2 separate regions of the Homo sapiens genome follow, and region 2 is linked to region 1. Evidence: chromatin loops called from intact Hi-C (ENCODE). Cell type or tissue: HepG2. All regions are shown on one strand. Region 1 overlaps KDM4C (lysine demethylase 4C). Region 2 overlaps KDM4C (lysine demethylase 4C).

Evidence for each region. Peaks named below come from ENCODE experiments on the same cell type or tissue, not always from the same donor. Only the 100,000 strongest peaks of a DNase experiment are listed, where the experiment ranks them.
Region 2: it touches region 1 in a loop (2.2-fold over the local background); 4 of 110 quality-filtered maps call a loop at or near these places.

The regions. Positions count from the first base shown.
Region 1 is chr9:6,971,138-6,976,137 of GRCh38, forward strand. All of the region lies in intron 8 of KDM4C (lysine demethylase 4C), which reads left to right. Among named protein-coding and RNA genes, the nearest start is that of KDM4C, 220 kb to the left of the region's middle. In HepG2, no CTCF peak of the experiment used is centred here; a DNase peak (open chromatin) is centred at 2,844.
Region 2 is chr9:6,907,594-6,912,593 of GRCh38, forward strand. The region is part of intron 8 of KDM4C (lysine demethylase 4C); the gene reads left to right. Among named protein-coding and RNA genes, the nearest start is that of KDM4C, 150 kb to the left of the region's middle. In HepG2, CTCF peaks have their summits at 382 (motif pointing right) and 2,603; a DNase peak (open chromatin) is centred at 368.

The DNA of each region.
Region 1 (5,000 bases):
ATGTAGTGATTTCTTATTACACATATAGATGAGTAATCTTTGCTGTGATTATTATATAAGTTATACAAATGTGGAGCTTTTTTTTGGCTCTAGAAATATGGATGGATAGTTGGAATTGTTTTAAAGTGGTCTTTACTGCTTGGCAGAACATGGGGCTGATTTCAGCTGCATTTATGATTCCTTTTTGGATTTATTCCAGTTTGGATTTAAATATATTAAAAGTGCCTGTGAATATGAGGAAATGTAGATCATTAAAACTGCATTTATTATGTAGCCTGTTTTAAAATTTGGACTGATCAATGAATCTCTGTAGAGTAAAAATACACCTGATCGTACCAAATCACTTTCTAGATTTTATCAGCGGTCTGTGCCCCTCGGGTAGTCAAGGAATTCTTTTGTCCAGAGCTTGTTAATGATTCATTACATCAATGATGATTCTACATTTTATTTGAATTAACCAATTTCTTAACAAGTGTATGCATAGTTAGAAATCTGTATTGTAGTTTGTAGATGAATGTCATTTCCTGGGCAAAGAAAGCTCCTTAATATTTATGACATGTTTCATATTAATTAAGGCAGACTTCCCCCATGTAGTAATGCAATACTTTAAGGTTATCTAATCAAGGGTTCTACACAATGATCAGGTAATTTAATTTTAAAATAACTTACATAAATAGAAATGAGGGAAGTTATTGAATAATTCAAATATGGTGAGTCAACATTCGATTTTAATTTTCATTTTTGACTTGTTTCTAACATTGCTGGCATTACTCTAGTGGGCTAGCCATCATTCAACTAATATTTATGGAGCATATACTATGTAATGATGACAGATATTCAGTGGTAAAACAGACCTGATGCCTGTCTTCACCGAGTGTAGGTTTTAGTGTTGAAAACAACTGAGAACTAAAAAAATACACAAAATATGATTACACGTGGCAAGTGATTTGAAGGGAAAATAACAATGGGTACGAAATAAAACACCTTTGGTTTAAGATAAATATAGAAAGATCAAGAGAGTGAGAGATCAAGAGAGAGACCTTGATCTCTTACTCACTCCATCTATTTAGGGGGGAGCCATTTCCTATTTTGTGAAAATAGGGGTGTGTGTGTGTGTGTATATATATATACACACATATGTATATAAATATCTGTGTATGTGAAAATAGAAAAAGAAAACACACACACACCTATTTTCTCTACCTAATGGTAATGCATTTCCATATGATTATATTTTCTCCCATAAAATCAGTTTACATGGTTATACCATAATTTTTTAAAGGAGTATTAGAAAATTTTTTTCTAATTTTAAGATATTTGGTAAACACAGATGAGCTGTGCGTTGTTAAAATTAAGTTGGTGTATTAATTCAAAATTATCTGCTTAGGAAAATGCCACCAGTTGTGGTCATAGGTTATTCATATTTTAAAAGACTGTTAAATATTTTAAACATTCTGGTATGTGTTGCCAAATTGTTGCCATGCTTTATTCTTACCATGTCACAGACTGGTTTAATGCAGCTTTGTTTTGCTATTCATGAGTTTCATGTTAGGCAGCTAATGGTAACAGTCATGGGAGTTAGTTCTGCGTGTTGGATACCTGTTGGGTTTAAACTGATTTAAATCCAGTTCTTCTCATTTTGATTTATTAGAATAATAATGAATCTTCTTTCAAGAAATGTTTCCCCATATTCTTCCTGATTGATTATGTTTAAATTTGGCTAGAGAGAAATTGTAAGAACACTGAAATCCATTGTGTGTTTTTCTATCTTCTGTTTGCTTTTTTTCTGATTCGAGTTTAATACATCTGTCTTTTGTCCACTTTAAATCATTTCATGAAACTAATAACAGAGAAAATATAATAGTGGGGCCAGACATAGTCTCATACTTGAGAGGGAAGGCAGGGATTGCTAGGTAAAGTGAATCTGAGATGGTGAATTATTTACTTATAGTACTACTGTTTTTATGGAGAAGTTTGGCTGAAAAAGTATGTTTTGTCATTGAATTGTCAAACTTTTATTTCAAAAACATGAGTTGTTTTCATTTTCTTATTTAGTGTTAAATTTCTGCTGCTGCTTTTTTTCTCCCCAGATATGGGGTCTTGCTGTGTTGCCCAGGCTGCTCTTGAACTTCTGGCCTCAAGCAATCTTCCTGTGTCAGCCTTCCAAAGTGCTAGGATTACAGGCGTGAGCCCCACTGCACCCAGCCCCTGACCATATTGTTAACATTAGAAAATCAAATAGACTAAAAGCATTACTCTCTTGGTCTAGTTAGCTTTCTTTAGGTATTTTCCCACTTTAGAAACAATGTCAAAGAGTTTTCACGTGGCAGGAGACATGTAATCAGAGTACATGGAGTGCAGGTTATTGTTTTCGACATGGCTGCTAAATAAATCAAGGTTTCATTTTTTCCAGAGACTCACACTCAAAATTAGTATGACATATAGCATTTAAAAATATGGTAACCTAGAATTTATTTGAAAATTGTTATTTTTGTTTCTCTCAAGTGAGAGCACCCTTGATATACTATTTAGAGCTTCTATTCTGGGAATTTTATTATGCATGCATAGCTAGTTTTAAAATTTTTCTCCTTATTGATTTGTTAATCAATCCTCATCCCTTCCCTTCTTTTAAAACATTATTTCCTCATTAATATTTACCTACATTCATACTGCTGTTTGACTTGTGCAGAAAAGATGGAGGAGGACAGGAGATGCTGTGTTTATCTCATATTCAGCAGAAGTAGAAAAAGGTAAATGTCTTCAACATCGCTCAGATGGTACTTACTGTGGCCAGCATTGTGAAACCTGTGAGACAGCTAGTTCTGTATTCAGACCCTTCAATTACTCATTATGTTCCTGTGTACTCAGTGGTTACGAAATTGAAAAACCCAAAGAGGCTGGTGGGCAGGATACTGAATCTCACATCACTTAAACCCCCTTTTCCCCCAGTTACTATCCTTGTGACATCCAACAAGTCAGTTAGCATTTTTGTGCCTCAGTTTCTTATCCATAAATTAGGATATGATGATTCAAGTGGATGACTTACTTCCTAAGGTTCAGGATGCGTTCTAATTGTGTTAACTTCGTCATTGAAAAAGAAATACCTGAAAGACTCTCTAACAAGGAAATCAGTATACCTGAACATTTTAATAAAAACATTTTAGGAGAAGGATTATATATAACGTTATATTCAACAATATGCATCCATGCTATTTCTGTCTGCTTTTTTGTCTTTCTTTTGAGACGGAGTCTTACTCTGTCGTCCAGGCTGGAGTGCAGTTGTGCGACCGCGGCTCACTGCAACCTACGCCTCTTGGGTTCAAGCAGTTCTCCTGCCTGTTTCCCGAGTAGCTGAGATTACAGGCATGTGCCACCATGCCTGAGTAATTTTTGTATTTTTAGTAGAGACGGAGTTTCACCATGATGGCCAGGCTGGTCTCAAACTCCTGACCTCAGGTGCTCTGCCCGCTTCGGCCTCTGAAAGTGCTGGGATTCCAGGCGTGACCCACCGCACCCTGCCTGTCTGTTTTCATATGTGATCATATAGACTCATACAAATATTTATGTTTACAAGGAATTTAGATCTCTAAGAGTGTGCAGAGCCCTATTTTTATCTGATCTTCCTCAGATTTATCATCCATATAAACTGTGACATGGAGTGCATGAATTCAGAACAAAACAACTTTATCTACCCCCGAATACTAAAGAGTTCAATTTCATGCTGTTTTACATGGCACAGCAGGAGTGGATTGTTTAATATCTCTAACTCTGAACTTCCACAACCTTTCTATCAGATATTCAGGTAAGTGCTGAGAAGCAGAAATTCTAAAAATAATTTCTACTGAATCTTTTGGAGACCCCGGAGCAAACTATTTGAATCCATTCCCCTTCTTTTTGCATAGTTTTTCTTTGTCTATTTGAACAGTGCTCTCATGGGTCAGAAAGATTGAGTTTCTAGTCCCATACCTTAAATTGCTTTATAATTGCCTTACTTTATAAGGGAGACATATCCTGGCACAGTGAAGCCTGCAAATATTCCAGAGAAATTAATCTGAACCTATTAGAAGTGGGAGGAGGGAAAGAAACTTATTTTGGAAAATTGTTAGCTAGGCTGGTTAAACTCTATCAACACAGCATGATATCATGCATAGAAAGCAAATATAATGAGTCCCGGACATTTATTTGCAGCTACAATTTCAGTTTGGTTATGGGTCATAGATAAAGAAGATTGAGATGGAAAAATGTGGCCATTTAAATGATAAAGCATGTTGTATGTATTAAATGTGGTTTTGTTTTGGAATTTCCACAGTAGATTGGGTAAGAGTGTAGAAGTGCTAGATTTGAATCTAGCAAAGTCTCTGTTACTTATTAGGTATGTGACCTTGGACTAATTAATGTGAGTCCTCTGCGCCTGTCTCTGTTTCTTCATATATTTTTTTAAGGTTATTTAACAAACATTTTTAAGGGACTCTTATTCTCTAGGCACCTAGAATATACTTCTCTATAAGACAGACACTGTGTGTAGCTCATGGTTAAGTATAGAGTGGTGTAGGAAGGTCAGATGGGGCAAAGTATCTGAGATAATTCACTAATGGTTCATTAAAATTAGAATAAGAAATTCAGGGCCTGTGTGGTGGCTCACACCTGTAATCCCACCGCTTTGGGCGAGGTGGGTGGATCACCCGAGGTCAGGAGTTTGAGACCAGCTTGGCTAACATAGCAAAACCCCGTCTCTACTAAAAATACAAAAATTAGCCGAGCGTGGTGGCACATGCCTGTGATCCCAGCTACTCGGGAGGCTGAGGCAGGAGAATCGCTTCAACCAGGGAGGGAGAGGTTGCAGTGAGCCGAGATTGCGCCACTGTACTCCAGCCTGGGTGACAAAGTGAGACCTTGTCTCAAAAATAAAATAAAAAATCAGTTAGGGGATTATACCTTTTTTGTTTTTTGTTTTTGAGACTAACGTATCTGAACTTGCACAGATCTATGTGATTATGAGA
Region 2 (5,000 bases), 64 kb before region 1:
TACTCATAGGACTTTTTCAGCATTTAAAGCATTACTCTATAATTAATAATTGATATCTAATTAAGGGACATTTCACGTTGATTCTAAAATGGAAGTAAACAGCACTAATACAATTACTAACTCAAAATGCTGTTGAAAGAAGTAAAGTGGAATTCTGTGTTGAAACTATATTCAGATAAAATGGCGTTCTTTATTCCTTGTTGTAAAAACAGCCTGAAATTTTGTATTGGCTTTGGCTATGTATTTGTTTAACATTTTCATACAATTAAAAGTCACTATTAGACTGTAAATTGTATCATGGACTATGGTACTTAAATATTAACATATTAAATTTTCTACTCAAAGATTCATAGACAGTGTGGAAAATTCACCAGCAGAGGACAGTGTCGCTTCATACATTTTTTTTCCTGCAAAGTCCTTTGTAAGGAATGGATTTTCCTTATAACCTTGACCTAGAGTCTTAGAAGATATTTATTGGTTACACATTTGTAATCGGTATGTTTTATATTGAAGAGAAGATGATAAAAATGGATGTAACTTAATGTAGTAAGGGCTATTTATACTATTGTTTATATTCCCTTTACATTAGTTGTTTCTTAAATGAAGTGCCCATTTTATGTGTAGGAAGTTTGTGCATTTAACCTAAAATACCATCAAGTTGAAGTGCTGTCTTTTGTGAAATGAGGTTATAATTTTCTTCCAAATCTATTGCAAACTGTTAATGTGTTTAATCTCTACATGTTACTTAGTGTAGCTGCTGTGCGAAGTGGGTACAGACAGGCACACACAGTACAAAAATGAAATAGAATGTATTGGGAGGGCCTTACAAGCTGACAAGTAGCAGTGTGTGCAGGTCCCCCACCACTCATTCTTTCACTGAGAGAATGAGGCTTGAGTGGGGCACAGGTGGGAACGGGCGTCCACGGAAGGACCCCACCTGGCCCAACATGCTCCATTTAGCCACGGAGAATCAGGGCAGAACACATCCCTGTGGGACCAGGTGTGACAAGATCTTCTTGGGGGGAGGATGTAGTCTTTGTAGCACTGACTTAGCAAAGAGGCCTCTTTTTGCTAAGTTTCTGAGGTGGGGGGTGGGGAGGTACCTAGCTTAATTGGGGACATTAAGTAGATTTTAGTGGTAAAGAGAGGACATTTAGTCTGCCTGGGTTTGAATCCTAGCATTGTCATTTACAGGTAATATCATCTTGGGCAATTCATCTATAAATTGGGATAATAATACCAAATTGGAACAATAATGATAGGTTAGTTGTAATGATTAAATCAAATAATGAGAGTAAACTCCTGGAGTAGTGACTGACACATGGCATGTAATAAACATTTTTCTTTCTACGAGGTATTGATATTTATTAACCTCTTAAAAGCAATTTGGACTCCCTTTGTCTCTTATTGTCCTGTGACAGTTACCATGAGTGCATTCTCCCATTTTTGTTTACCAGATCTGCCCCAGGAACTTTTTAAAAAATTGATTTCTTTCTTTTGAAAATAAAACAAATATGTGAAACATACTGAAAATGCTAAAACCTACATGAGAGTATTAGAAAGTAAAGAATGTAATTCTATAATCAGCTACATATGGATAGGCAGAGAGAGGGGTCTGCTTCTTGTCCAGCTGTAGCTCTGTGCTAGTGGAAGCATGTCCTGGAGTTCACGATGTGGCCAAGAGAACAGATGTAGTTAGGCAATGGAGGTGGGACAGAGAGCTGCAAAGTGCTGCACTTGCCCCTCTTACTGGACCCAAAAGGCTCTCAAGTGTAACACCTTTCTGTAGTGCTGTAGATCATTAATCTGGGTGTGTGATGACCATCTGATCTAGCACATCCAGTGGCATTGTGCATATTGGGATAGGAATTTGATTTTGTGAACTCAAGCTATTCAGCAGGGCCCATGAAAAATCACCAGAAGGGTAGGTGGGTCTTTGCCACTGTCTGATGTTTCAAAGATTTCTTGTATTAAATGCTGTGTCCAAAATTATAGAATACTCTCCAGTTTGTATTTATGTAAAAAAAAAATAAAAATAAGCTTTCACTCGTATTTTTAACATGGCAGACTTTGTAAAAACATTTAATGAAACAAGTAAATATATACACTTATTTTGAAGTCTTTAGTATTTTAGAGTATATTTGACAGCAAAAGAGGGTGAGGAAAAACAAATTTGGATTTCTGTCCCGCTAAAAAATTCTTAAAAAAATATTTAATGTTAAATATATTAGAAGAAAATATAGGGGAGTATTTATTTGATCCTTGAGTGGAGCAAGACTTTTGAAGCGGCACATCATTGGTGGACACCATGAAAGAAGATTTCACGTATATCTTTGAAAATTGCAAGCTGAATAGAAAAGTATATGATAGGTAGTGGGTTAATATCCTTAATAAGGTGCATGTCCAAGTAATCCCTGGATGTCACTTAATAGCAAGTTCGTGAGAAGGAAAATATGGTAAAATTGAAATATTTTGAAGCTGAATATAAAATGTACTTGAATATTTTAAAATAAAACCATGTTTTAAGGAAATTTGATACATCTGGTATGCTGCATGGTTTTTACCTTCAGATGCCATGAGGTTATGAGTTACTCTTTTTTGCCATTAGGGGTCGTTTTTGGGCAAGTTTGAGAAGCAGCACTACATTAATATATAAAGAAATTCCCATTTGTAATTCATTAATCTTTAAATGGCTAAACTTCATTGAGTCCTTACTTTGTGTCAGGCATAAGGCTGAACTTACATTAACTTGTTTAATTTTTACAACTGTCCTATAGAATAGATAATGTTATTACCCCCATCTTATTAGAGAAAATTAAAGCACTGAGAGGCACAATTGTGGGTCCCTCCACACCAAAATTAGAAAAACTGGGCAAAAGACAGGCAGTTCACTAAAGCAGAAATATAGTCAGCAAATAACTACAAAACGTAAATATAATCTCATTAGTAGTCATAGAAATGCAAAGAGGTTAGTGCCATTTCTCACCTCTCAGATTGGTGCAGAAGACAAATGGAAATACTCAGTGCAGTTTTAAACTATGCAAATTAGTACACCCCAGAGCATGCCAAGGCACCAGCCTTAGAAATGTGTGCCCTGTGACCCTGCATCCACACCTGGGAATTTGTCCTATGGAAATAATCAGTAGTTGCCCAAGAATGTATTTATTTGGATAGTCTTCACAGTGTTGATTGTGAAACTGAAAAAATTGATAGCAAGTAAATGTTGAACGCTGCGGGATAGTTGAATAGATGATGGTACATCCAGTCATGATATGCTAATTAGCATTAAAAATGATGTGGAGGTACGTTTATTGATATGTGTAGATAGATGTTTGTAATACACGGTCATGGATTAAAGAAAGGTTATAGAATAGGATCTTTTCTTAGTTTGAATGCTTACTTGTATTACAAATTATAGAAAGATGTTTATTAAATTTTAGCGTCATCTTTGCAGGGTTTTAATTTGCTTATCTTTATTTTAAAATATTTCTATAGCAACCAGTTATCACATGTGCAGTGAAAAAAATAACAGATTATTTTTTTAAAAGGGCTGGCTTAAATTACTTAATTTACTTAAAATTATGTATAGCTCTATTAATAAAAAACTTTTATGCCATCACTTAGAGGATGAGGGAAAAAAACCTCCAACTTTTAATATGGAAGTAAAAAGACAAGAAGGTAGAAAATGATCAGCGATGAGGAATCTGAAAGATTAGAGTTTCCATAATTTGCTAGATTTGAGGCTTTGGATAAATTACCTGTTTCTAGCTTCAAACAGGAGTATAAATATCAATAATTCTTCAGTGTGCGTAATTGCATCTGATATTTGTAATGATGACTGTGGGCTGTCAAGCTAGTTAATGATTTTGATGAATTACATATCCCGATTAAGAAAATAAGCTAGTACATTAGTGAATTTTAGAATGAATAGTGTTAAATAGTTGAAATTCATGCCTGTCCTTCATGATACATTTCACTTCCTACCTCTGCTAGATAAGTCAGACCTGTTTAACAATGTTAGCACTTGTATAAAATGTTCATATTTAGTTCAAAAGGGAGAAATTTGACTAATCTCCTTGATCTCTAAAATAAGTTATTATATCTAAAAACTTAATTAAATTATTGTGGTCATGAAGCTTTTGTTGACGTATTGCAAAGGACATGTTTGTGAACGTGTGTGACCCAGCTGAATGTTTCTGGCTCTGCATAAGAACATGGGAGGAGGCTGGTGCTGGGGCTCGGGGAGGTGGCAGGGACTGGGCACTGTTGCCTGAGGGGGTAAACACCCCATGTCCTTTGGATCCTGGTTCTGGCTTCTTAGGTCATGAGGCCCTTCTGCAGGGTTGCTCCCCTACTTTTGCCCAGGACTTGGGGCAGTTTGTGAGGTTTGTGAGGAAGGTGGAAACCCAGTGCCAAAACTAGATGGTAGCCAGACCATCTGTGAAGGTTTCTCCCAGGAGGTTGGCACAGAACGGGAAGATGGCAGGTGACCTTAGGAAAGAGGTTTTCTCAAGGTGCAGGCAGAGCCAGGGAGGGGCCTTCATGGTGCCTTGCTGTTTCTGGCCAGCCTTATTTCCTGCCCACCTGCCCCTTCCTCCTTTCCTGCCATTCTATGCTTCTCTGCATTCTCCTTTAGCAGCAAGTTGAGCTGCTCCTCCCCAGACTAACGAATACTTGATACCATGCAGCTCAGCTTTGCTGTCACTTCTTGCAGTCAGGACCCTTAACCTCTCCCCTGTGTGATAAAGTACTGTCTCCTAGGGTTATTCTGAAGACTGCTGGAGAAGATGTACACACCATGCTGGCATTCCTTGACATGCTTCACATAGGCGCTGTTCTCTGAGGCAGGGTTCCAGGAAGCTCATAGTCCTGGCATTCATTGTAGAATGAATGAATACAAATGCCTCTGCCAAACACAGTGGATAAAAACAGAAATGATCATTAATGTATGTGAATGGAGTAGATTGAAAGTAAAGAAAACCCATGTACAAATTGTTCAT